2 separate regions of the Homo sapiens genome follow, and region 2 is linked to region 1. Evidence: read pairs that join two places in POLR2A ChIA-PET (ENCODE). Cell type or tissue: PC-9. All regions are shown on one strand. Each heading gives the region's core, and the rest is flanking DNA. Links, peaks and the distances in the headings are about the cores only. Region 1 overlaps SPTBN1 (spectrin beta, non-erythrocytic 1). Region 2 overlaps ACYP2 (acylphosphatase 2).

Region 1 (12,339 bases), core at 4,359-8,358:
CAGATATGTTAATTATCCCATAACTTAAAGTCCTTTAGACGTTTAGATTGAGACTAATTGTGATAATTTCATAGCTCTGTAGCGTATCCTGAAAATGGCTTTGTTTCTTTTGTTTCACTGTCTTCATATGTGTAAGTCTTGAATTTTGCTTTGTCACTTTCCGTATTTTACATGTATTTTAGAGGTCCTCTCCTTGTATAGAAACATTATTTCTGGTTTTATGTAAGTGCCTTATACAGAGATTTATAATTTGTAATTACTGTACTTTTTGGTCAATAGAATTGAGGTTATTTGGGGTATGTTTTTAGAATATGTTAAAAACCATATTTTGTGTTTTTATAACATAGAAAAATATTTCTTGGAAAATGCGTGTGTGGGCAGCTTCTTTTAGATGTATTGATCTTTTCACTTTCAGATGGCAAATGAATTCTATATGGCATTGTTGCCATGTTGGAAAATTTCTTTATTGAGCCTATGACTTCTAAAGTATCAAAATTCTGTTTTTGCTTTTCCCTTTTATTGGACATCTCCAGTTTTGTTTTTTTTTTAAGCACACACGCACACACATACACACACATCCTTGGATAACTGAACTGGTAAATTGTATTGAGGAGAGGTGAACTACAGGCCACCATTTCCTTTTTACTTAGCATACCATTATCTGGTCCCCTCATGTGAAAATATATTTTGGATAGTTTTCACCTCCCACCATCTATTAATTTAGAGTGTGCATTCCTTTAACCTTGCAGGAGAATTCAGTCATTCATTATACGATAAGCAGGCAAAAAGTTAAATACTCAAATGTTCCTTTTCTGGATTATTGTCTGAATTAGAAAAACATTCATTTTAAATTTTACACATGTATATGGGATGTTCTGTCTCCTCGTCTGTATGCCTTGTACTGGCACAAGCTTATAGGACTAGGAACAAATAAGCTTAGCATTTAAAATATTCCAGACATAAAAAATCTATGGAATTTGCTTATATCTACTGGGGGATGCAGTCAGACAGACCCAGGGTTTTAACTGGCTCCTTCTGCAGTGTGAAGGCAGACGGAAACATTGGAGTCTGCTGCAGATGGCAGCAGGGTGGACAGGTGAGGCCCACATGGAAGTTCATACCACTGGTAGGTGGAGTAATGAGTTGGTGTATGAAATGCTAGCCATTTTAGATGTTTCTACAGCTGTTGTTGGCTAGCTGAAAATAAATTGAACTTGTTGAACTGGTAAAAGTTTTGCTGTCTGAATAGGCTTAGATAAAATAGTGCTTCAGATGCCTATAAAGATGTCTATTGTAACATTACTATGATTTTTTTAAGTGGTGATAACCTAAAAGTCCATCATTGGTAAGTTACAGGGTGGACTATATATTCTGGAGGCAATACAGTGTGTAGTTAAAAGTGCTGACCGTGGAGCTGTGGTGCCTGGGTCTAAAACCTGATTTCACCATGGGCCCACTTTGTGACCCTGAGCAAGTCATTAACCCTTCTCGGTCTCAGTTTCCTCATCAGTAAGATCAGGATAATCATAGTACAGACCATATAGGGTTGGTTGGATTAAATAAGTTATAGGTAAAGCAGTTAGACTAGTGCCTGGAAATATGTAAGTATTATTTACTATATTAATAAAAACTTTAATATTATTATGGAATACCTTCTAATAACATGGGAAGGTTTTTAACATAGGGAGAAAAAGCAGAACACAAGATTATATAAATGGAATTACCGTAACTATGTAGAAAAATATACAAAAGGGATAAGGAAATACTACAAATATTAAGGTTTTTGGGGGAGGGGAGAATGGATGAGATTCCTTGTGATTTTTGCTTTTGTCTCAGAGCTGTTTTGTATTTTCTGCTGTTCTACAGTAAGCATATGTTACTTCTATAATTTGAAAAAGTAAACTTTGTTTTCAAAAGTGGATGTAGGCTGGGCGCAGTGGCTCATGCCTGTAATCCCAGCACTTTGGGAGGCTGAGGCGGGTAGATTGCCTTCAGGTCAGGAGTTCGAGACCAACCTGGCCACATGGTGAAAATACAAAAACACAAAAAATTATAAAAATACAAAATATAAAATTATAAAAATACAAAAAATTAGCCGGGCGTGGTGGCACATGCCTATAATCCCAGCTACTCAGGAGGCCGAGTCAGGAGAATCACTTGAGCCCGGGAGGCAGAGGTTGCAGTGAGCTGAGATCGCGCCACTGCACTCCAGCCTGGGTGACAAGAGCGAAACTCCGTCTCAAAAAAGAAAAAGAAAAGTGGATGTATCCCTTGCAAACGGTTAGTTTGTCAATTATAAGAACAGCTTATTCTTTAAAAGCTTAGGGCCTTCCGTTTGGCAACAGTTTGTCTCCTTTTGGTTCCATAATACTTCCACATTCTTACAGAAGCTAATGGGAAATGCTGGATTAAACCACATTATCTATGCTGTTATCTATGTTTAGAAACTTTTAATGATGACAGATATGCAGTCCCTTCTCTCTGTGGTCACATGGGAGAATCACTCTTGCCTGCTCCCCTTGCATTTTGGTGGCATGTTGGACTAGTTCTGAGGAATGGCCTGTGTCCAGACTGCAGCCAGAGTCCTTGAGTGAGAATGGTAGAGCCTCCTGCTACCATGTGACAGGCACGTAACATGAGTGGGAAACATGCTTCTGTGAGTTTGAGCCACAGAACGGCATTCTTACAGAGTGCCTTGGAGTAATGAAACTCAAAACTATTTTTTAAATTCATCATTTAGTATTTTCCACTAATTCAGACTCATTGTTTAGTGAAAAGAATACAGCCATCGGTAAGGCACATGACTGTTATTAACAGTATGAATTTAGACAAATTATGTAATAGAGTTTTAGTTTTCTTGTGTCAAAGGCCTCACCTCCACAAACTACAAACAAAACTTTTGATGCTTCAAATTAGTCCATACCAGAGTGTTTAGTTTTAATTCACTGCTCTTTAGTGCTTGAAATGAGATTCTTTAGACCAAAGTGGCCTTAAAGGTTCATTCTTGTTGTATGCTTATTCCACATTTCTCTATATATTTATTTTGTCACTTCTGGTCACTATATATAGGTTTATTTAAGAAAAATTCCCTTCCATAGTTTATCAGGCAGGTTAGGCTGGTGCTGCAGTAACAAAGATCTCCAGAATCTCGGTGGCTCAAACTCACAGATGCGTATTTTCCACTCATGTTACTTGTCCGTCACATGGTGGCAGGGTGCTCTGTGCCATCCTCACTCAAGGACGGTGGACTGATGGGCTAGATGCAGGCCATTGATCAGAATAATCAAATGCCCCGCCCAAATGCTAGGGTAGCAGGTAAGAGTAATCCTCCCATGTAGCCACAAAAAGAAGAGACTGGGTATGTGTGATCATTAAAAGTTTCTAACTAAACATAGATAACAGAGTAGGTAATATGGTCGAATCCAGCATTTCCCATCAGCTTCTTTGAAGCACCAGTTTTGCAGTATGTTCACATGTACTGTTGATAAAGGGCATCTCCTGGTCAAGTAAATCTGGAGAATGCTGGGCTTAATAACATGTACTAGGCCTCTTTAGTGAAGGTCGTCTCCGAGCTGTTGTATCCTAACAGGCATTCTGGAGGTGGAGAGTAACATACGATGTTTCCCAAACTTACCTGACCTTTGAATTATTTTCTTACTTTTCATAGCCTCTCTCGGATGCAGGTTTTGTTGAACATGCTTTGGGATACCCTAATTTGTCTAACTTGTTCTCATACAAAGCAAGTATTTGGAATTGCATTTTAATTAATACTTGCATTGGGAAGAAGCTTTGTTTTTATTGTTTGTTAAAAGAGTTGACTATTTGAAGAGAGATTTTTTCTATTGCAAATCAAATTGCAGGCAGTGTTTTTAAAAATTAGTTATTACTGGTTACATGCCTGTGTTGAATCCATAGGACTTTTTCTTCATTTAGTTGCCTTTGTGTTCTAAACTTACCATTGAAAAGAGAAAGGTAAATAAACTTTGACCACATATCTTAGTGGTTATAAAAAAATTAAATTGGTTTGGACAGATGGTCCAAACACACCGAGTTTTTTTTTTATTGGCTTCAGTGTTTTTCTTGGTTCTCTTTGACTTTCTGTAACAAGTTTTCTAGAAGTTTTGAAATGAGATACTACTGAAATGAGGGCTCTGATAAGAAACAGAGAGATAACTTTTGTCAAGAGGTATTAAATATTTCTCTACCAGAAGACTTTGGATTTAAACACAACATTTGTTGCCAGGGATTTTATGCCTGCGTATGTAACAAATCTTAGTATGGAAGTTTTCACTTAAAATGGCTGTAAACTTCATGTAATAAACTTTAGGTAAGAAGGAGCAGCCTCCCCAACCCCCGTTTTGTAACTGTACATGGGTAAAACTTGATAAAGACTAAACTCTCTAACTCCCCAGACTTTCGGATTTGTGGCATTACCTTTTTTTTTTTTTTTAATTAATTAATTCACTTTCTATTAGAAATCATGTTAAATCCAGGCCAAGAATTCTTTTTTCATTTTCTGTTTTGTTTGCTTTTTTCCTTTGTGAGTAAACAGGTGCGAAGGACAATTGCTGTTTTATGACAGGAAACACACTTTTAAAGCTGTCAGTTACCTCACAGCCCCACCCTACCCTTTTCCTGCTGCCATTACGATTAAGACTGACTGGTAGGCTGGGCGCGGTGGCTCATGCCTGTAATCCCAGCACTTTGGGAGGCTGAGGTGGGCGGAGCACGAGGTCAGGAGTTCGAGACCAGCCTGGCTAATATGGTGAAACCCCGTCTCTACTAAAAATGCAAAAATTAGCTGGCATGGTGGCGGGTGCCCGTTATCCCAGCTACTCAGGAGGCTGAGGCAGGAGAATTGCTTGAACCTGGGAGGCGGAGGTTGCAGTGAGCCAAGATCATGCCGCTGCATTCCAGCCTGGGTGACAGAGTAAGAGTCCATCTCAAAAAAAAAAAGACTGGTAGTAGACTTTGCTTTTTAAAGGTGACTTGGGAGGATTTGAGGCAGAGAAAACCTTCTTCAGAGCCACAGTTCCCAGTCTTATCCTTTTTGTTGATACCAGTATTGTGGAAAAAGCATTCATGACCCATCACAAAAACATACATTAAGAAAACATTTTTCACATGGTCTGAGGCTGACAGGAATCAGGCTTAATGTATCCAGGGATATGACAAACATGGGAACCTGCACCAGTTGCCACAGAGCTGTCCGATCCTGGTCCCAGGGCCCTTGTCTGTGGCAGGTCTTCCCCGGGGAAGAGATTTCACTCTCTTATGAGAACGCTCGTGTTTCATGCCCTCAGATGCTTGTGTCAGGTTCCAGTGATGGTAGCCTTGGAGTAAGTCTGCCTTTGAGAGAGGATTGTTTTTTTTCCTCACTCTTCAAGGACCTGTAGTGGGTCCCCTGATGGGCCACCCTCTGGACCTGGTCAAATGTTGGGGAGTTTCGTGGAAGAGCAGTGTTTTCACATTACAGGGTGCAGCTCACAGTCAGAAAGATTGTAGAGGATCATAGAATTGGAAGTTTTGGGTCTGGGCCGAACCCTGTAGATCTTAGTACATCCACATGATTGTATCAAAGAAGAGTCCAGAGCTCCGAGAGGCTAGGTGCAATCACACAGCTTCACACAAGAGTAAGGGCTGAAACTATTGCTGTTAACAGATATGTGGAAGTACTTGGTGTCCTTGCAACTATTTCCAGTGTGCTGAACCTTGAAAGGCATCTTACTTCTGCTAATTGGAACCACTTGGGATGCATTTTAAAATTATATAAATGAAGTAAGCCTACAAGTTTATGCTCATGTTTACTGTTTTCATGTTGTCAAACTGTTAATAGCATGAATGGTTAAACATTTGCTGGGAAAATAGAAAGTGTTCTGAAAATACACAATACCAGAGATAAAAAAAGATGTATGTACGTATATGTGAGTGTGTGTGTATATATATGTGTATATATATATATGTTTTATTACTAGGGAAAGGAGGAAAGCCCATTGTGTATGGAACTAAAAGCCAGAACCTACTGCATGTCCACCTTTGTTTTAATAAAAATAACAAACAACTGAGTGTCCTGGCTGCCTGGCCAGGCTGAAGGAAAGTAAAGGTTGTTTTAAAATAGAAAAAGATCTGGTTAAATATTTGACCAGATACTTTGATTAAGTTGAAATGTTTAAACATTTTCAGGCCCAGGGATGTCAGTGAAGGCTGACTGCAGAGTCTTCTCTGCCTGCAGATGACTTGTGTTGTGTATAGCAATGATTTAAAGGCAAATAAAGTATAGTTATAGAAAACATGACCCTTACCAACCGCCTCCCCCCCAAGTTGGTTTGTAACCATGTAAGAAATCTAAGGTATGATTGGTAAAATTAAATAAATAAATCCCATTGTTCCAGTCCTCTTCTGTGGAAGGTAGGACTTGGGAGGGAGTATTTTACAGTGGTTAGGTTCTGTTTCTTGGAGCCACACTGCCTGGTTGGAACCCTGCCTCTGCTGGTTACTGACTGTGGTCTTTGGTAGGTGAACACATAATTTATTATCCAAACTAGGTAATTTATGAGAATGAAAGGAGACACTTTTAATAGTTGTACCAGTACAGCAGGCATAAACTAGGAAGGTCTGAGGCAAACCAGATAACATGGTCACTCTAGTCTTAACGAAGTTACCTAATCTTGGTGTCTTGGTTTCTTCACATTGTGGAAGGGACATGACTCACTTCCTAGGGTGTTAAGATTAAATGCAATAAAACATGTAAAGTTTTGCAATGTTGTTTGGCACATAGCTATTCAATAGTTGTAGCTATTTAAAAAATTATTTAGGGTACTTAATTCATGTAATAACCATTTAAGTATTCAGTTCGCTTTCTATTATCTTTATATTATTTCTCCCAAGCAAATTTTGCTTTTTTTTTTTCCAAGAGGCAAGGTCTCACTGTGTTGCCCAGGCTGGCCTCTAACTCCTGCGCTCAAGTGATCTTCCTGCTTCAGCCTTCCAAGCAAACTTTGCTTTTAATAACATTAATATTTACTAATGGCTTATTCCATTTATGGCACCTGCTCAAACTTAATTGCTTGCTTTATCTGAGCCCTTTCCTCAGATAAAGGCTCAGAAAGTAAAATTGACTTTTACTTTTTCAGCTACGTGTATATGTGGCACTTAATTATATAATTAGCACCTGTGGCCCAGAGATGGGTGCTGGGTATTGGGACACTCATTTATCAGGTTGTGTGTAATTAGCATCTACACTGGAAAGCACCTTTTGAACAGCTGGCGCTGAGATACAGAATGGTTGGGAGGTTGAGTGGGTGGGGAGTGGCAAAGCCCAACCTCTTCTGCCTCTTTTAAAAGTTGGATTTTTCCCAGAGTAGTGATATGCAGGGTTGCCAGATTTAGGAAAAACAAAATCAAACAAAAAAGAAGCCAGAATGCCTGGTTAAATTTTAATTTCAGATGAACAACACATCGTTTTTTAGTGTAAGTTTGTCTTATGCAGTATTTGAGACATACTTATCCTAAAAATTCATTGTTTATCTGAAATTCAGCTTTAACTTGATGTCCAGTATTTATCTAGCAATCCTAGTTTTGTAATCCGAAAGAATTTTTATTCTATTCAGTATAACCCACATTCAGATGTATATGAAACATGTAGTCCAGATCCTTTTATAAGTATTGTGTTAATTTTTTAAAAAATCCATGTTGTCTACCCTCCATTGGAATGGATGGTTGAGAAGTCATCACTGAGTTGCTGCTGCTGGTTCCCACAAAGGCCAAGATGAAAAAGAATTCAGTCTGGTTTGCCACAGCAGCAGGGATTTACATTTGCTCTTTGAGAACTTATTGGCTGTGAATGTGGATGAACTTAAGCCAGCTCTTCTTCCTTGCAGGGGAGTCCATTAGTTAAGGTGACTTATTGAAGCCCTGGCCAGCTCTAGGAGTTCTCGGTTTTATAATTGAATTACTTTAGTAATATTAAATAATTTGGGGAGGGGGTTAATTTTGGGTCATTTATATTTCACTTGTCAATGTAGAGGGAGCTACTTTTATTGTCATTAAGAGTGACATTCATCCTGGTGCCATGGTGAGCACCTGTGGTCTTAGCTACTTGGGAAGCTGAGGTGGGAGGATCACTTGAGCCCAGGAGTTTGAGGCCAGCCTGGCAACAAACAAAATCCACATCTCTAAGTAATAATGATGATGATGATAATAAAATCCTAGAAATGAAGAACAGGTTTGGAAAAAAAAAAAAGTAACCTTCAGATACTCTTCCCATTAGAATCTCTCTTGCTGTTTTTGATTTTCAGCAGTGCTGCCCAGAAAGTGCTGGTGAGCTTTTTGCCCCAGCTTTGGAACTCTATCAGCAGTCAACCCTGAAGGGCATGGCATGCCTTTGGGAAATGCTGATTGGAAGATTAGAGGCTGCAGAAACCTGAGTGTGTGTGTGTGTGTGTGTGTGTGTGTGTGTGTGTGTGTGTGTGTGTGTTTTGTTTTGTTTGTTTGTTTGTTTGTTTTCCAAACTCTGGATATGATGCCTCTGTTAAACCAAGTCCCTGAGGAAAAGCTTCACCAGATTAATGATACACTTGGTGAAATTAGTAATGGCAAGTAAAGGTTGAGATTTGTGCCTGCTGGACAAGAGTGAGCCAGAGCAAATGGATTTTGGACCAATACCGGCTTTTTAATTGCTGCCATTTAAAGAGTTTAATGTCCCCAGTGAAAAAGCACAGGTTTCAGATAATCTTTTGAAGAAAAATGCATAGTGGTAAGAGCTTACTGTTAGGCGCAGAGAGTGTGTGGATGGGTTAGCCAAGGGAAGGAATCCAATTAAAGCTGTTTGTTCGGAGTACTAGATTTGGAGGTGTGTTTTATTGTTAACTGGTAACTTTCCAGAAAATGAATTATTTGTATATAAAGATTGATACTAGCCAGGCTTTATATACTGACAGTTATTTGTAAAACCTCTTTGCTTCCTCCTTTTACCTTCTTTTCTGAGCTGTCTCTTTTCCTCCGCATGGCTTCCTTTATAAAGCAGCCCATTTTTTGGACATGGTTTTGCTATTGATGAGCCTGAGGTGTGGCATAGTACCACAGGATTGCATGATGAGTGGGATATTTGGCCTCATTATTTACATGGCTTAGTTTTTGGTGTTTGAAGTGCCTGGTCGGATAGGGATTGACTATTAATGGTAGACATTTTCACATTTTGGAGCACTGATCCTCAATCTTGGCAGCGCATTGGCATCCCCTGAGGAGACTTAAAAAAATGCAGGTGTCAGCCGGGCATGGTGGCTCATGCCTGAAATTCCATTGCTTTGGGAGGCTGAGGAGGGAGGATCACTTGAGTCCAGAAGTTCAAGACCAGCTTGGGCAACATAGCAAGACCTCATCTCTACAGCAGGAAAAAAAAAAAAAGAAAAAATTAGAAACAATTAGAGAAAAAATGCAGATGTCTGGGTCCCACTTCCAGAGAATCTGATTGAATTGTCTGGGATACAGAATGGGCACCAGGACTTGCAAGAGGTCCTCAGGTGATTGTAACATAAGCCAAGTATGCATGCTATCCTCTGGCCTCCCCTCAAAATTATGTCTCTGGCCTGTGCTGTCCAGTAGGGAGCCATGAGCACCAGGAAGTTACTTATGTTTATGTGAATTAAAATGAAGTAAACTGAAACTTCATTTCCTCAGTCACACTAGCCACATTTCGAATGCTCAGTAGCCACACATGGCTCATGGCTGCCCTGTTGGATAGTATAGATATAGAACATTTCCATCACAGCAGACAGTTTCATTGGGCAGCCTAGATCTAGGGTGTCAACAAAACATGGGAGGAGCATGAACATTTAAGAAGCCTGACACAGGAAGGACAGGCTTGGAATAAGTAATCCCACAGGACTTGGCAGTACTGAGTCACTCCATACTTTTTTAAGCAGCCTTTTTCTCAATGGTCTTTTGGCACCAGAAGCCCCACAGCAGTTGGTGCAATGGATTATGTGTCACATCTTACAGAAAGGCCCCGTTTAAAGCAGGCTGGCCCGAAGGGGTGTGGTGAGGACTGGGGGCAGGCAAATGTGACCCTGAGGAGGCCGGGCCAGGGAAGAGAGAATGCAGCTTTATTCTTTCAGAGCCGAGGAATGCCCTGGAAGGGAACCGAAGCCTGAGTATTGGGGTTAAACTAGGTGAGAGGAGATTTTTATCTCTTCTGCTGGAGAAAGACCTGCCTCAATAGTTTGCCTCTGCTGGCTCATCTCTAGTGTGTGGGAAACAAGGACAGTGCTAGCACATATTTCCCGTGAAATAAACTCCCATTATGGGCCCCCATGTTCTTGGAGCACTGGGCACCACGGGGTTAAGAATGGAATCAATTATGTTCCATGTTTGTTCAGACATAGCACATAAGATCCAAGGAAGGTAGGGTCACGGAAAAGCGAGGGGTTAGAGGAAACATGAAGTGTATACCAAAGGATGCGGATTTTCTACCCGTTGCTTCCCTCAGCAGGACCTTTTTGGAGATTGTTCCTCCTGCAGGCGTGAGAAACCCTCACGTGGAGAGGCTGTCTGGAAGCCCGCAGTCTGGTCTGTACCATCCAGGCTCTTTGCTGTGCCTTCCTGTCTCCTGCATTTCGCTGGACATTAGCACCTCCCCAGGAGCAGATTTCTGTTGCTTTCTGTGAGCCCACTATAAAGAAAATGCCAAGTGTTCCTGGGCACAGGAAGTGGGTAGGAAGAGCTCTGAGAATGCATGGATCAAAGGCACTTGGGTGATTTAGGGGTGTGACCCCCAGTGGCTTCACAGGGCCTGTGAGTCATTTCAAAGAGTTTCTCCTGTTTTGTCATTGTCTGCTGTTAAACCAGGGTGAAGTTTAAGTGCCTGTTGCAGACCTTATTGCCTTCTTGCTTTGTTCCGCTGGTCAGGTTAGTGTTCTTGACGGGGTTGTATCCAAATATCTGTATTGGGGCTGGGCATGGTAGCTCATGCCTGTAATTCTAGCACTTTGGGGGGCTGAGGCAGTCAGATCACCTGAGCCCAGGGGTTCGAGACCAGCCTGGGAAACATGGTGAAACTCTGTCTCTGCAAAAAATACAAAAATTGGCTGGGCATGGTGGTATGTGCCTGTGCCTTGGGAGGCTGAGGTTGGAGGATTACTTGAGCTCAGGAGGCAGAGGTTGCAGTGAGCTGTGATTGCACCACTGCACTCCATCCTGGGGGACAGAGTGAGACCCTGTCTCAACAACAAAACAAAACCAAATATGTCTGTTGGCAAGTGATAACTGCACGGTATTAACTGCCTTTCTCTGAGAAATAAATTATCGGGGCCCTCCTAGGACTTTTATATGCTTGGGAATTGTGTTTATTTTCCTCTCATTCACTTCAGTCCTGCTCTTGACTGCCAGAAGAGGCCTGCTCTCCTTCCTTTCCCATTGTCAGTAAATTTTAGACTTTTTGTTAGTACTCATCTGCTATTTTTAATTACATTTCACACTTTTATTTTGCCATTTTCTATATTCTCTTTCCTCAAGCTCAGAGAGCAAGGTAGGAAATGTTAACTTCTCCTAAGAACAGGAATATGGGAAGCTGGAAAGCCGAAAAAGAATGCTAAGAGGAATAATAGGAAAGCCAGCGTTGATGACAAGTGTCTTCTGTAGTTGCCATCCTGGTAACTCTTCAGGGTGCCACTATTCCTCTATGCTTATGGATGTTTGAGGCCTTTTATAGGATAGAATTTCAAAGGACAAGTAGAGAAGTGTTAACTCCTGGGAGTAGTTCGTTGGTTTTCCCTTCATCCTTTTGCCTGTACCCGGCGTGGGGTGGTTGTGTCGGAGACAAGCTCCCAGAAAGGCGCAATGTGGCTCATTCCAGGCCTCAAGCACCAGAATACGTTTAGCTTCAAAAATGACAAGTTTGATAAGAGTGTTCAGACCAAGAAAATTAATGCAAAACTTCCTGATATAGTATGTCAGCGCTATAAAGAAGTTCTTGAGTGTCGTGTAAAATACAAAAAATACAAACCATTATCAAACCTAAAAAATGTGTTAAATGTTTATGAAAGACAGTGAAGGATTCTTATCACACAGTGTGTAGACCATGCGCCTATGAACTTGAAGTTTGCACAGAATGTGGAAAGAAAGAAGACATTGTTATTCCGTTCAGTAAGGAACCAGAAAAAATAAAATATTGAAAACAATCGCCTCTCCCTCTCCCTCTCCCTCTCCCTCCGTCTCCCTCTCCGTCTCCCTCTCGGTCTCCCTCTCCCTCTCTTTCCATGGTCTCCCTCTGATGCCAAGCCGAAGCTGGACTGTACTGCTCCCATCTCGGCTCACTGCAACCTCCCTGCCTGATTCTCCTGC
Region 2 (12,339 bases), core at 5,622-9,621, 340 kb before region 1:
CCTGTTCTAATTCATCCTTTTGGATCAAGAGTTTTCCAAGTTGCAATTTGAAGGACTGACTTGAGATCTGTTATTTAGGGTCATTGCTGCAATTCCCAGGAGAGATGTAAGAAGGCCTTCCCTTTCACTAAAGGGGTCCCATACCATAAATACATATCCCTGATAATTTGGAACCAGCCTGTCTCTTGTGTCACCCCCACTCTAGGGCCCAGTTCTCTATGTATCAATATTTGGTTCTAGACCACCCAAGGTATGAAGTCCCATAGTATTCTTGACCTCTGTCTGAGATGAGACTCCTATAGTTTTGCAGGCTGGGTAAGCAAAGTATAGGATACCATCATAGTTGGCCAATATAGAACAGCTTATCATGGTCTAGATAGGGAAAACATAACCAAGACCAATGATACTTCCCAGCCTACATGGTTCAAAGTATTAACATAATGTAATCTACACTATAGAGATTCTAAGAATCATTTCCATTTCAGTTAGTTTCCATTAGTACTTAGGCTTCAGAGCTAGGGACAGTGGCTCATGCCTGGAGTCCTAGCTACTCAGGAGGCGAGGCAGGAAGATCCCTTGAGCCCAGGAGTTTGAGGGGGCAGTGAGCTACGATTGCATCACTGTATTCCAGCCTGGGTGCAGAGCAAGACCCTGTCTCTAAAATAAATAAATAAGTAAGTAAATAAATAAATAAATAAATAAAGAACTGAGGCTTCAGAAGCCAAGTTATGGTCAAGCATATCATTTCATAAGTTTCATTGGTTCTATAACTAGAAATAAAATACACAAATGTTTTATTACATTTAAATTTGTATTTAGTCCTTACATTTTAAGAAGATATCTTAAAAGTTGAGGACAGCTAAATTTTATGCCAAGTATACTCAACTGTACCTGTAATAACTATTTTGTTTTATTTAGCATTTAAAAATAGAATAAATATGTGCTTCAGCATTTTATTTATTTGGATTCAGCAGAATATTACTATTTTTCTCCAAAAAGTCTTCCTTTTCTCTTTTCATTTTAAAAGAAACTAATTTTCAAAAACACTTTCTAAATATATTCAGAGTAAACATTTTATTTATTTCATTTACTTACCACTTAATAAATACAGGGGTTCCCCCTTGTTCTTGGGTCGGGATGCAGTCCAGGAACCCCAGTGTATGCCTGAAACTGTGGATAGTGTAGAACCCTCGATATGCTAAGCATTTATCATACACTGTGGCCATAACTTTTACAATTTGAGGTATAACAGCAAAACTAACACAAATTTCTTCTTCCTTCTTCACAGTTTCATGGACAGAAGATTGTTTTTACTTTAGATCTTAGCAGCGTCAGCATACAATGTTTTTCTTTCCTTATCAAGTCGAGAACTTTCACCTTTTCACTTAGAGGAAGCACTTTATGGTTTCTCTTTGGCGCATTTGCCAGCATCACTACTCTCGTGCTTCGGGGTTCATCATTAAGTAAAATAAGGGTTACTCGAACACAAGCACTGCAGTACCACCAAGTCAGTCGATCTGATAACCAAGAGAGTGTCTACAGTGTGGATCTGCTGGACAAAGGGATAATTCATGGGTGGGACAGCATGAGATTTCACTATGCTACTCAGAAAGGCATTCAATTTAAAACTTATGAATTGTTTATTTCTGGAATTTTAAATTTAATATTGTAGGACCACAGTTGATGGAGGATTAAGTGAAACTGCAGAAGGTGAAACCAAGGATAAATGGGGACCACCTAGATAAAAGTTAAGTCAGGAAACATATAACCTTTTAAAGGAGGACAAGCTGACAATTCTTTTTATCTTTCTTTTATACAGGTGTTTGCTTCAGAATGGTAAGTCAGTACAATCTTTATTATTTTGCTATTTTTTTTCCACTGTTATTCCCAATTACAGAGATAGGGCAGTTTTCTACTTGGCGCTAGTCTACTGTTTACTCCCTGTCCTTGACAGCAAATGAAGAAATATATGTATTTCTTTGAAATTACTGATTGAGATTTTTATTAATGCTAAAAACATTGTACCCTTCTTAGTATTTACTTAACATTTTCTATATTCAAAAGTACCTCTCTTTGGGTGATTTTAATGAAACGCTTTGATTAGGTGTATTGAATACAAAGTATGGGACTTTCTACATGTTCTGGATGGAAGAAATCCTCTAGGCAACGGTACATATGTTGCACTGCAAAACAAAACACGCTAATGTTGCATAATGAAGTGGTTCCCAGGATTTAGCAGATTAAGCGCCACGTCGTGTTTTAAAATTTATTTATTTAGTTTGGAGACGGAGTCTTATTCTGTTGCCCAGTCTGGAGTACAGTGGTGCGATCTCAGCTCACTGCAGCCTCCGCCTTCCAGGCTCAAGTGATTCTCCTGCCTCACCCTCCCAAGTAGCTGGGATTACACAGGTGCCTGCTACGACATCCAGCTACTTTTTTATTTTTAGTAGAGATGGCATTTCACCATGTTGGCCAGGCTGGTCTTGAACTTCTAGCCTTAAGTGATCCAGCCACCTCAGCCTCCCAGAGTGCTGGAATTACAGGTGTGAGCCACCATGCCCAGCCAAGCTAATTTTTTTTAACTTTTAGTAGAGACAGGGTTTCACCATATTGCCTGGGCTGGTCTTGAACTCCTGACCTCAAGTTATCCACCTGCCTTGGCCTCCCAAAATGCCCATGCCTGGCTCCATGTTGCTTTTAAATTTTTAATTTTTTTAAAGTACTCCTTTCCTACAACTTAATTGTGGCATGCATTTTCACCTACTATCTGAGGTGGGTCACTAGATTAGGTCCCTGGTTCCCAACTCCTGAGGGTTCCAATATTTTCCCACTGGTAAAATCTCTATTATGAGGCAGCCCCATCCCCCAAAATTCAGATTGTCTCCATTTTCGTTATTATCTAATAAGAAAGTGACTTATTTTCAGGGCCACGTCTTACATCAGTCTTAGCTGTTACCATTTTGATTTGTGTTGTTTCATACAGCTGGGGATGTGGAGTGTAGAGATCTTGATCACCCTGGCCTCCATACAGGAGAAGAGTATGTTTTTGAAAAGTTCTAAGGCCGGATGCAGTGGCTCGCGCCTGTAATCCCAGCACTTTGGGAGGCTGAGGCAGGTGGATCACCTGAGGTCAGGAGTTCAAGACCAGCCTGGCCATCATAGTGAAACCCCATCTCTACTAAAAATACAAAAATTAGCTGGGCATGGTGGCAGATGCCTGTAATCCGAGCTACTTGGGAGGCTGAGGCAGGAGAATCGCTTGAACTTGGGAGGCAGAGGTTGCAGTGAGCCGAGATGGCGCCACTGCACTCCAGCCTGGACGACAAGAGTGAAATTCCATCTCAGAAGAAAAAAAAAGAGTTCTAGTAGACTGGATCAATAGAAATTTTAGTATGATGTAGTTAAAATAATTCAAAATCAAAATGTTGCTACTTACATAGCATAACTGAATTTGGAGCTAGAAAAAGGCAATTTTAAAAGACTATTAATAATAATAGGAGAGATAAATCTACCCATAGACAATTATAACATTTCTGTGCCAAGTCCAGAGCCAACAGAAAACATCAGAATCTTTTAGTCTTATAAAAACTCTGCAAACCAGCATGTTTATGTTAGTGTTCTTGCTAGTTTAATTTTCTTTCTTTTTTAAAAAAAAATTATTTTAGGTTCAGCGGTACTCATATAGGTTTGTTATATAGGTAAACTCGTGTCATGGGGGTTTATTATACAGAGTATTTCATGACCCAGGTACAAAGCCTAGTACCCAAAAGTTATTTTTTTCTACTCCTCTCCCTCCTCCCACTCTCCACCCTCAGGTAGGCCCCAGTGTCTGTTGTTCCCCTCTCTGTGTCCATGTATTCTCATAATTTAGCTCCCACTTCTACGTGAGAACATGCAATATTTGGTTTCTATTCCTGTGTTAGTTTGCTAAGGATAATGGCCTCCAGCTCCATTCATGTTCCTTCAAAGGACATGATCTCATTCTTTTTTATGGCTGCATGGTATTCCATGGTGTATATGTACCACATTTTCTTTATCCAGTCTACCATTGATGGGCATTTAGGTTGATTCCATGTCTTGGCTATTGTGAATACTGCTGTAGTGAACATATGTGTGTATGTGTGTTTATGATGAAACAATTTATATTCTTTTGGGTATATACCCAATAATGGAATTGCCGGGTCACATTGTAGTTCTGTTTTTAGCTCTTTGAGGAATTGCCACAGTGCTTTCCACAGTGGCTGGACCAGTTTGCACTCCCACCAACAGTTTGTAAGCATTCCCTTTTCTCTGCAACCTGGCCAGCATCTGTTATTTTTTGGCTTTTTAATAATCGCCATTCTGACTGGTGTGAGAAGGTATCTCATTGTGGTTTTCATTTGCATTTCTCTAATGATTGGTGATATTGAGCATTTTTTCATATGCTTCTTGGCCACACATATGTCTACTTTTGAGAAGTGTCCATGTCCTTGCCTACTTTTTAATGGGGTTGTTTATAATTTTCTTATTAAAATGATTTTCCCTCATTTTTGCTGGAAATTTCGAAGTGTTGTAGTCTCTATTTCTGCTTATCAATACTCTATGTTGATCATAATTGTATATGTTTTTTCTCAGTGATTGAGAATCTTGGATTGATTATGATTTGGAACCCAGGTTAACAATGTAATTTAGTGTTAGCAGTCTTAAGGGCAATGCAGCTAAATTTTATGTATCCAAAAACACATCATAGGAACTGTTTCTGAAATAATTCTCACTCTCAGCGTAGTTTTTCATAATGTTTTTATGATAGTGGAATTGTTTTTACTGAAAGTGAAATTTAACAAAAGATACCATTTATGTGAAGGTTCTTATAAGTAGAGGTTACTGTAGGTCATCTATACAATTGTTGGCATTGACTACAAAAAATGATTATTAGGTTAGCATTTTTTGGATATTAGAATCAAGTATGTTATGAACTCAGACTTTTGATGCTGCACTTTATTCTTCTTGTTTTTTCCTGAAACAGTATACAGAAGATGAAGCTAGGAAAATAGGAGTGGTTGGCTGGGTGAAGAATACCAGCAAAGGCACCGTGACAGGCCAAGTGCAGGGGCCAGAAGACAAAGTCAATTCCATGTGAGTAGTAAAATTAATAACATGTACATGAAATTTATGAGGCTGCTGTTTTTTAGTTTTTTAAGACATGGTCTTGCTCTGTTGCCCAGGTTGGAGTGCAGTGGCACAATCTCGGCTCACTACAACCTCTGCCTTCCAGGCTCAGATCTCCCCGACTCAGCCTCCCAAGTAGCTGGGACTACAGGTGTGAGCCACCGTGCCTGGCCTTATAAGGCTACTTTAATGTTTCATTGGACAGTAAGAATAGTATTGATGGACCAGATTTTGTTTGTAGATTACAATCAAACTAATATGTTTGTAGGCAGGCCTGTGAAGAAATTCTCAGAGTTGGGAGTAGCATTTCTATGTTTAGGAATGGACTTCCCACTTGGGCTGGCCTCGAGAAGAATTGTGGCTTCCCTCTCCAATTTGTATGTCCTGTGGCATCTCCTCCAGCGTTAGGGAGATGTCCAGGGCCCAAGTAATTCTCATTTGAAGTGTTGTGACAGATGCGTAGTGCCTTAGGATGGTTCGTGAAGTTCTTAGGGTAGCGTTCCAGGCAAAAAGATTGCCATCTCCTTTTTACAGTTAAGTGCTTTATTTATCTAATTGTAATTTTATTTTTCCTGCCAATGAGAGTGTGTTTAATGAGCTGGAGGGTTACCAAACTATGAATCCTTGAAGTCCAAGAGAGGCCAGATTCAGTAATATGGGGAAAAATGTCCTGTGTACACAATGACGTTTTCAAAAGCCTTGTGTTTTCAGCTTCATAATTTCCACTGCTCTTTGTAGTCTTTTTTCTTTTAAATTAAAAAATAGCTAACATTTATTGAGCATTTACATGTTGGGCAATATGCTAAGTACCTTGTATGAATTATCTCAATCTTCACAACAGATCTTATGAGGTAGGTACTAAGTAACACTCAATTTATTTTATTGTTTGCAATTTATCTTTGTTTTCATTACTTAATATTTTTAGATTTCCAAAGCAATAGGTTTTGCTTATTGTAATAAGTGAAGTAACGTAACACTGAGAAGTATAAAGGTAAAACTTGTAATGTGTACTTTTCTGTCTATTTCCCTCCCCTTTATTAACCTCTGACAAGGAATACTTTCTACAGCTTTCTCTTTCACTTAAAAATAGTTAAGTATGCATTTGTAATTAAGGTTTTGCTGATTTTTACCGAAATAGAATACCTTGTGCATATTTTTCCATAATTTGTATTTTTATTTTCTGGACATTTCAGTAAACAGTAAATATATAATTATCAACTCCTTATTTTTCTAATTTTAAATGTTTACGTGCATACTTGTGTTTGTGTGTAAAACTACACCTCAAATTGAAAAGTGGGGTCCAAAAGTTCAGTTTCACAAACTGTGGGGTGACAGTTAATGAAAAACAATATTTTTAAGTAGAATTGTCACAAAATGTACAAGAAATTTTGGGACTTTCGTTGTACAGAACTGATAGTTCAATGGAAGAGAAAATGCCAAATGATTGTGTGGAAGTTTTAAAGTAGAGATTATGTCCCATGATTCGAGGGAGCCTAGAAAAAAATAATAATATAGTTTTTAAAAACGGGGAGTATGTGGAAGATAGAAGCTCATACCAATCATGTCATATTCCTAATCCACATTATAGAGGGTCATTGATTAATTTGCTTAACATAAATGAAATCGTATCATACACTGTGCTCATGTTTTCTTTTCAACCCCTGCATTCTCCACCCTTCTTAAGTAACCTGTGTTAGCAAGCTAGTGTGTATTCTTCTGCTTGTCTCCATGTTCACATTCTCTCTCTCACACACACACACACACACACTTGCACACACACACTTTTATGGATTTTGTTCAATATTTGCTTTTTAAAAATGGGATCACGGTGTATTCCCTTCTCTGCATCTTACTTTATCACTCAAAGATACATCCAGGAAAATCCTTTCAAGTCGAATGGTAATCTCTAATTCATTCTTTTTATTGGCTACTTAATATTCCACAATATATAGATTTATTATTACCTTATTGCTGGAAATGCATTTTTTTCTGTCTTGTTTTTTGCAATAAGAGCAATGCTGCAATAAAATTTTATTGGTGATTTTATTTTGATTGCATAGGTTCCCAGGAGTGTGATTTGTTGGTTGAAGTGGCTATGTATTTTTAATGTAAAAATATTTGTCAGACTGCTTTACAAAACAGCTGTAAACAATTTACATTGTTTTCCTCCTCATCCTGTCAGCAATTGGTATTGTACTCTCTAATTTTTCTTTTACCTGATTGGTTGTGAGTGATTATTATTTTTTGCTGTAATTTGCATTTCTCTAATGACTAGTAAGTTGGAGCATCTTTATGCTTATGTCTGTGAATTTGTTCTCATGAACTCCCTTTTCACATCCTTTACCCATTTTTCTATCGAGTTGCTTGTCTCTTGCCAATTTTTAAAAGCTCTTTGTATATTGGTTATGGTTACTAACCCATTATCTGTTATTGCTTTTGCAGGTATTTTCCCAAATCTATAATTTGCCTATTGGTTTCGTCTATGATAGCTTTGCAACATAAATTGTTTTTCATTTTTATTAACTCAAATATGGCTATTTTTTTCTCTCTGGTTAAGAAACAGATTGTAAGTGTTGTCGCCCAGGTTTTCTTCTAACTTGATGCTCTATTTATTACATTTAAGCATTTACTCCATCTGGAATTTGTTTTTTATTTAAAAGATGAGATATTGGACCAACTATTTTCTACCAGATGAATAGCCAGTTGTCCTGGCGCCACTTACTAAATAATCACTCTTTCCCCCATTGCATTGAAATACATTTTTGTCATACGTTAAAATCTCATATAGACTGGATTTTATTTCTGAATTCTCTATTCTGTTCCACTGATCTATTTCTCTGTTCCTACATCAGTATACCATATTGATTTAATTATACTATCTCCACAGTATATTTCCTCTCACTGTTCTTTTTGATTCTTTTATTTGCTTTCTTGGGCATTTGTTTCCTCTCTTAACTTTAAGATACTTTTACCTATTTAACTGGAATTCTATTCTGTTTATTAAAAAGAAAACTTACATGATTGTGTCACACATATGCTTTTAAGATAAACTTTATGTATTTATTTATTTTTTGAGACAAGGGTCTTGCTCTCTCTCCTAGGCTGGAGTGCAGTGGTCTGATCTAGACTCACTGCAGCCTTGACCTTCTGGGCTCAAGTGATCTTCCCACGTCAACCTCCTGAGTGCACATGCTGGCTAATTTGTGTGTGTGTGTGTGTGTGTGTGTGTGTATATTTTGTTGTTGTTGTTGTTGTTGTTGTTGTTGTTGCTTTGTAGAGATAGTGTCTCACTATGTTGCTCAGGCTGGTATAGGACTCTTGGCTTCAAATGACTTTCCTGCCTCAGCCTCCCAAAGTGCTGGGATTACAAAAATAAACTTTATTTTTGAGAACAGTTTTATATTTACAGAAAAATTGTGAAGATAGTACAGAGACTTTCCATATACTCCCCACACAGTTTTCCTCCTATTAACATTTTACATTAATATGATACGTATGTTAACAATTAATGGACCAATATGGATACATTAGTATTAACTAAAATCCCTATTTATTTAGATTTCAATTTTTACCTAATGTCCATTTTATGTCTTAGGATCCCATTATTGTATTTGCTTTTTAATTGGGCATTCTCTTGAAATTAAGAGAAGTGACATTTTGGCTGGGTGCAGTGGCTCATGCCTGTAATCCCAGCACTTCGGGAGGCTGAGGCGGGCGGATCACTTGAGGTCAGGAGTTCAAGACCAGCCTGTCCAACACAGCGAGATCGTGTCTCTACAAAAAATACAAAAACTAGCTGGGGTTGGTGGCACACGCCTGTTGTCCCAGCTACTTGGGAGGCTGAGGCAAGAGAATCGCTTGAGTCTGGGAGGCAGAGGTTGCAATGAGATGAGATTGCACCACCGCACTCCAGTCTGGGCAATGGGAGTAGCCTGTCCCAAAAAAAATAAAATAAAATAAAAATAAAGACAGAAGTGACATTTTTATGATATTAAATCTTCCCATTTAAGAACACACAGATGTTGTTCCATTTGCTTAGATTTTAAAATTTATCCTTCAGTATGATTTTATGGTTTTCTTTATATAGGTTTTTGTACTTTTCTTGCTAAGTTATTTCTAAGTATCTTAATGACTTTTTCACTATTGCATATGGATTTCTTTCCCATTTATGCTTCTAGTTGTTCATGCTTAAATATGGAATATCTAATGACTTTTGTGTATTAATTAGATATCATAGTATTACCTTATCAGATATTCTTATTAATTCTATCAGTTTTTTAAAAAACTATAGTCTATTGGGTTTTTAAAAAATACAGTTATGCAATTAGTAAAAATGGTGTATCTTTGTTTCAGTGACTTCATTTGTCAGACCTGCCATGACAATGTTGAATAATAATAGCCATAGCAGGCATGCCTGTTTGGTTTCTGACTTTATTTAAAATAGTTTTATTGTTTCACCTAGTAAAAAGATGTTTGCTGTTGGTTTTAGGTAAATATACTTTATCACAATAAATTTTACTTTTGCATTCCTTGAATTAGCCTTTGATTGGTTACAGTGTGTTATTCTTTTAAATTATTGCTGAATTGCCAAGTATTGCTTGCCAATATTTTATTTAGAACTTTTGTATATATATAAGTCACGTAAGGTTTTTGTTTTGTTTTGTTTTGTTTTGGTGGAGTCTCGCTTTGTTGCCCACGCTGGAGTGCAATGGTACGATCTTGGCTTACTTCAACCTCTGCCTCCTGGGTTCAAGCAATTCTTCTGCCTCAGCCTCCCGAGTAGCTGGGATTACAGGCATATGCCACCACTCCCAGCTAATTTTTGTATTTTTAGTAGAGACAGGGTTTCACCATATTCGCCAGGCTGGCCTCGAACTCCTGACCTCATGATCTGCCTGTCTCGGCCTCCCAAAATGCTGGGATTACAGGCATGAGCCACCATACCCAGCCGGTTTTTTTTTTTTTTTTTTTTTTTTGGGGGGGGGGTATTCTATCATGTTTTGATTTTAAAGTTTTATTGGCTTCACAAAACATATTAGGAAGTTTTCCATCCTTCTCTTCATTCTGGAATAACTAAAATATCAGAATTACTGTTCTTAGGTTAGTGGAAACAAATTAGGAAATCACCTGGTCCTGCTGCCTTCTCAATGTTGACCTTTAACCACCTTTTCAATCTACCCTGTGGTAACTGGTATGTTTGTTTTTTGAGAAAACGTTTTGCTCTGTCACCCAAGCTGGAGTGCAATGGCACAATCACAGCTCACTGCAGCCTTGACCTGCTGGGTTTAAGTGATGCTTCCATCTCAGCCACCCAAGTAGCTAGGAATACAGGTATGCACCACCATGTCCAACTAATTTTTAAAAATTTTTTTGTGGAGGTGAGGTCTCATTACGTTGCCCAGGCTGGTGTTGAACTTCTGAGCTCAAACGATCCTCCTGCCTCGGCCTCCCAAAGTGCTAGGATTACAGGTGTGAGCCACTGCACCCAGCAAGTAACTGATATAGTTGAGTTTTCCAGATGTTCTTGGATTCCTTTTTATTTTGCTAGGAAATTATCCAATTTTTCTAGGTTTTCAAATTTGTTGCGATAAATTTTATAATTTAAAAAATCTCGGCCGGTGCGGTGGCTCACGCCTGTAACCCCAGCACTCTGGGAGGCTGAGGTGGGCAGATTATGAGGTCAGGAGTTTGAGACCAGCCTGGCCAACATGGTGAAACCCCGTCTCTACTAAAAATACAAAAATTAGCCAGGCGTGGTGGTACACACCTGTAATCCCAGCTACTTGGGAGGCTGAAGCAGGAGAATCGCTTGAACCCAGGAGCCAGAGGTTGCAGTGAGCCAAGATCATGCCACTGCACTCTAGCCTGGGCTCCAGAGCAAGACTCTGTCTCAAAAAAAAAAAAAAAAAATCTCTTTTGCATCTGTGCTTATATGCCCTTTGAAAATTCCTAATCTTGTAGAACTTCATTTTCTCCTCCTTTTTCCTTAATCAAGCTCTGACAGAATTTATCTACTTAATTGGTATATTTTTAAAAAACAGCTTTTAGATTTATTGATTATAATTTTTGGGAGGGTTACATTTCATTAATTTCAACTTCCATCTTTATTAATTTCCTCTTCTTTCTTTGTTTGTTGCTCCTCTAAGTCTTCAACATGAGTCCTAGTTGCCGTTGTTTTTAGTTTTTTAAAGTTAATAATGAAGGTGATTAGGCATTTTCTCCTGAATACAGTTTTTTTCTTTTCCATTGGTTTTGGTAGTAATTGTTCCTTCCTTGCTTTCTGGATAGTTTGTAATTTCATTTTTTATTTCTTCTTTGAACTAATACTGTAACTAATGGGATTCTGAGTTTGTGTTTGTAAAATTCCCAGTTAAAACTTTTAAAGTAATTGTTTATTATTTATTTCTATTTTTATTTGATTATAATCTGAGAACGAGGCCTAGAAGATTTCTACTTAAAAAATTTTGTTAAATCCTTGTGATAAATGACATGATATATTTTGGATTGATCAGCTAGGATCTATGATTAAATTAGGATGCTTTAGGCTGCAAGTAACAGGATACCTGATTAAAGTGCTTGAATGAAGGAACTGATTTTTCCCACTTTCCAAACAGGCTGGGGCAAGCAGTCCTAGGATTAGTTCAGTGTGCGAAAGATTATTAAAATGTACATTTTGGTGTTGCTATACTTTTCTCTTTTTATATTTTTTTATGATGGGATTTTCAAACACATACATGAATAGAGAAAAAAGGACAGTGAAGCTCATGTGCCCATTACCCACTTTCAATAACAGTATGCTTTCAGACATTCTTGTTTCATATATTCCTCCAACTTTTTTTTTGTCATTGTTAGAGTATTTAAAGCAAATTTCCGGCATTATATTATTCACCTGTAAATTTGGTCAAATGATATTAAACTATCAATACTTGACAATATTTTAATCTATAAAACAACAATTTCATGTTGTTCAATCTAATGTTTGACTATATACAGAAAACAGAAACTCTATATATCCATCAATATGTATTCCAAATCCCACACAGATCTATGTGCAAATGTCAAAGTGCATCACACAACCTGTCTGTCATGCTTTTTCCTGGAGGCCTGTCTTCCAGTCTGGGTCTGGGTTTGCTACACAACTGTCACTCTGGTGTTGCTCTTCGCTGCTTTCCTGTAGAGCAGGCTCCTGTG

What was found. ChIA-PET counts read pairs that join two places held together with the same protein. Peaks named below come from ENCODE experiments on the same cell type or tissue, not always from the same donor. Only the 100,000 strongest peaks of a DNase experiment are listed, where the experiment ranks them.
Region 2: POLR2A ChIA-PET joins it to region 1 with 6 read pairs; 3 of 35 experiments call an interaction of 5 or more read pairs at or near these places.

Annotation. Positions count from the first base shown.
Region 1 is chr2:54,472,966-54,485,304 of GRCh38, forward strand. All of the region lies in intron 1 of SPTBN1 (spectrin beta, non-erythrocytic 1), which reads left to right. It also overlaps the pseudogene C9orf85P1. Among named protein-coding and RNA genes, the nearest start is that of SPTBN1, 23 kb to the left of the region's middle. RefSeq lists an enhancer at 11,433-11,943. In PC-9, for the core only: no CTCF peak of the experiment used is centred there; a DNase peak (open chromatin) is centred at 6,686.
Region 2 is chr2:54,133,634-54,145,972 of GRCh38, forward strand. ACYP2 (acylphosphatase 2) reads left to right here. Exons shown (of 4, transcript NM_138448.4): 2 at 1,820-1,836; 3 at 5,006-5,115. Among named protein-coding and RNA genes, the nearest start is that of ACYP2, 24 kb to the left of the region's middle. RefSeq lists a silencer at 10,219-10,513. In PC-9, for the core only: no CTCF peak of the experiment used is centred there; no DNase peak of the experiment used is centred there.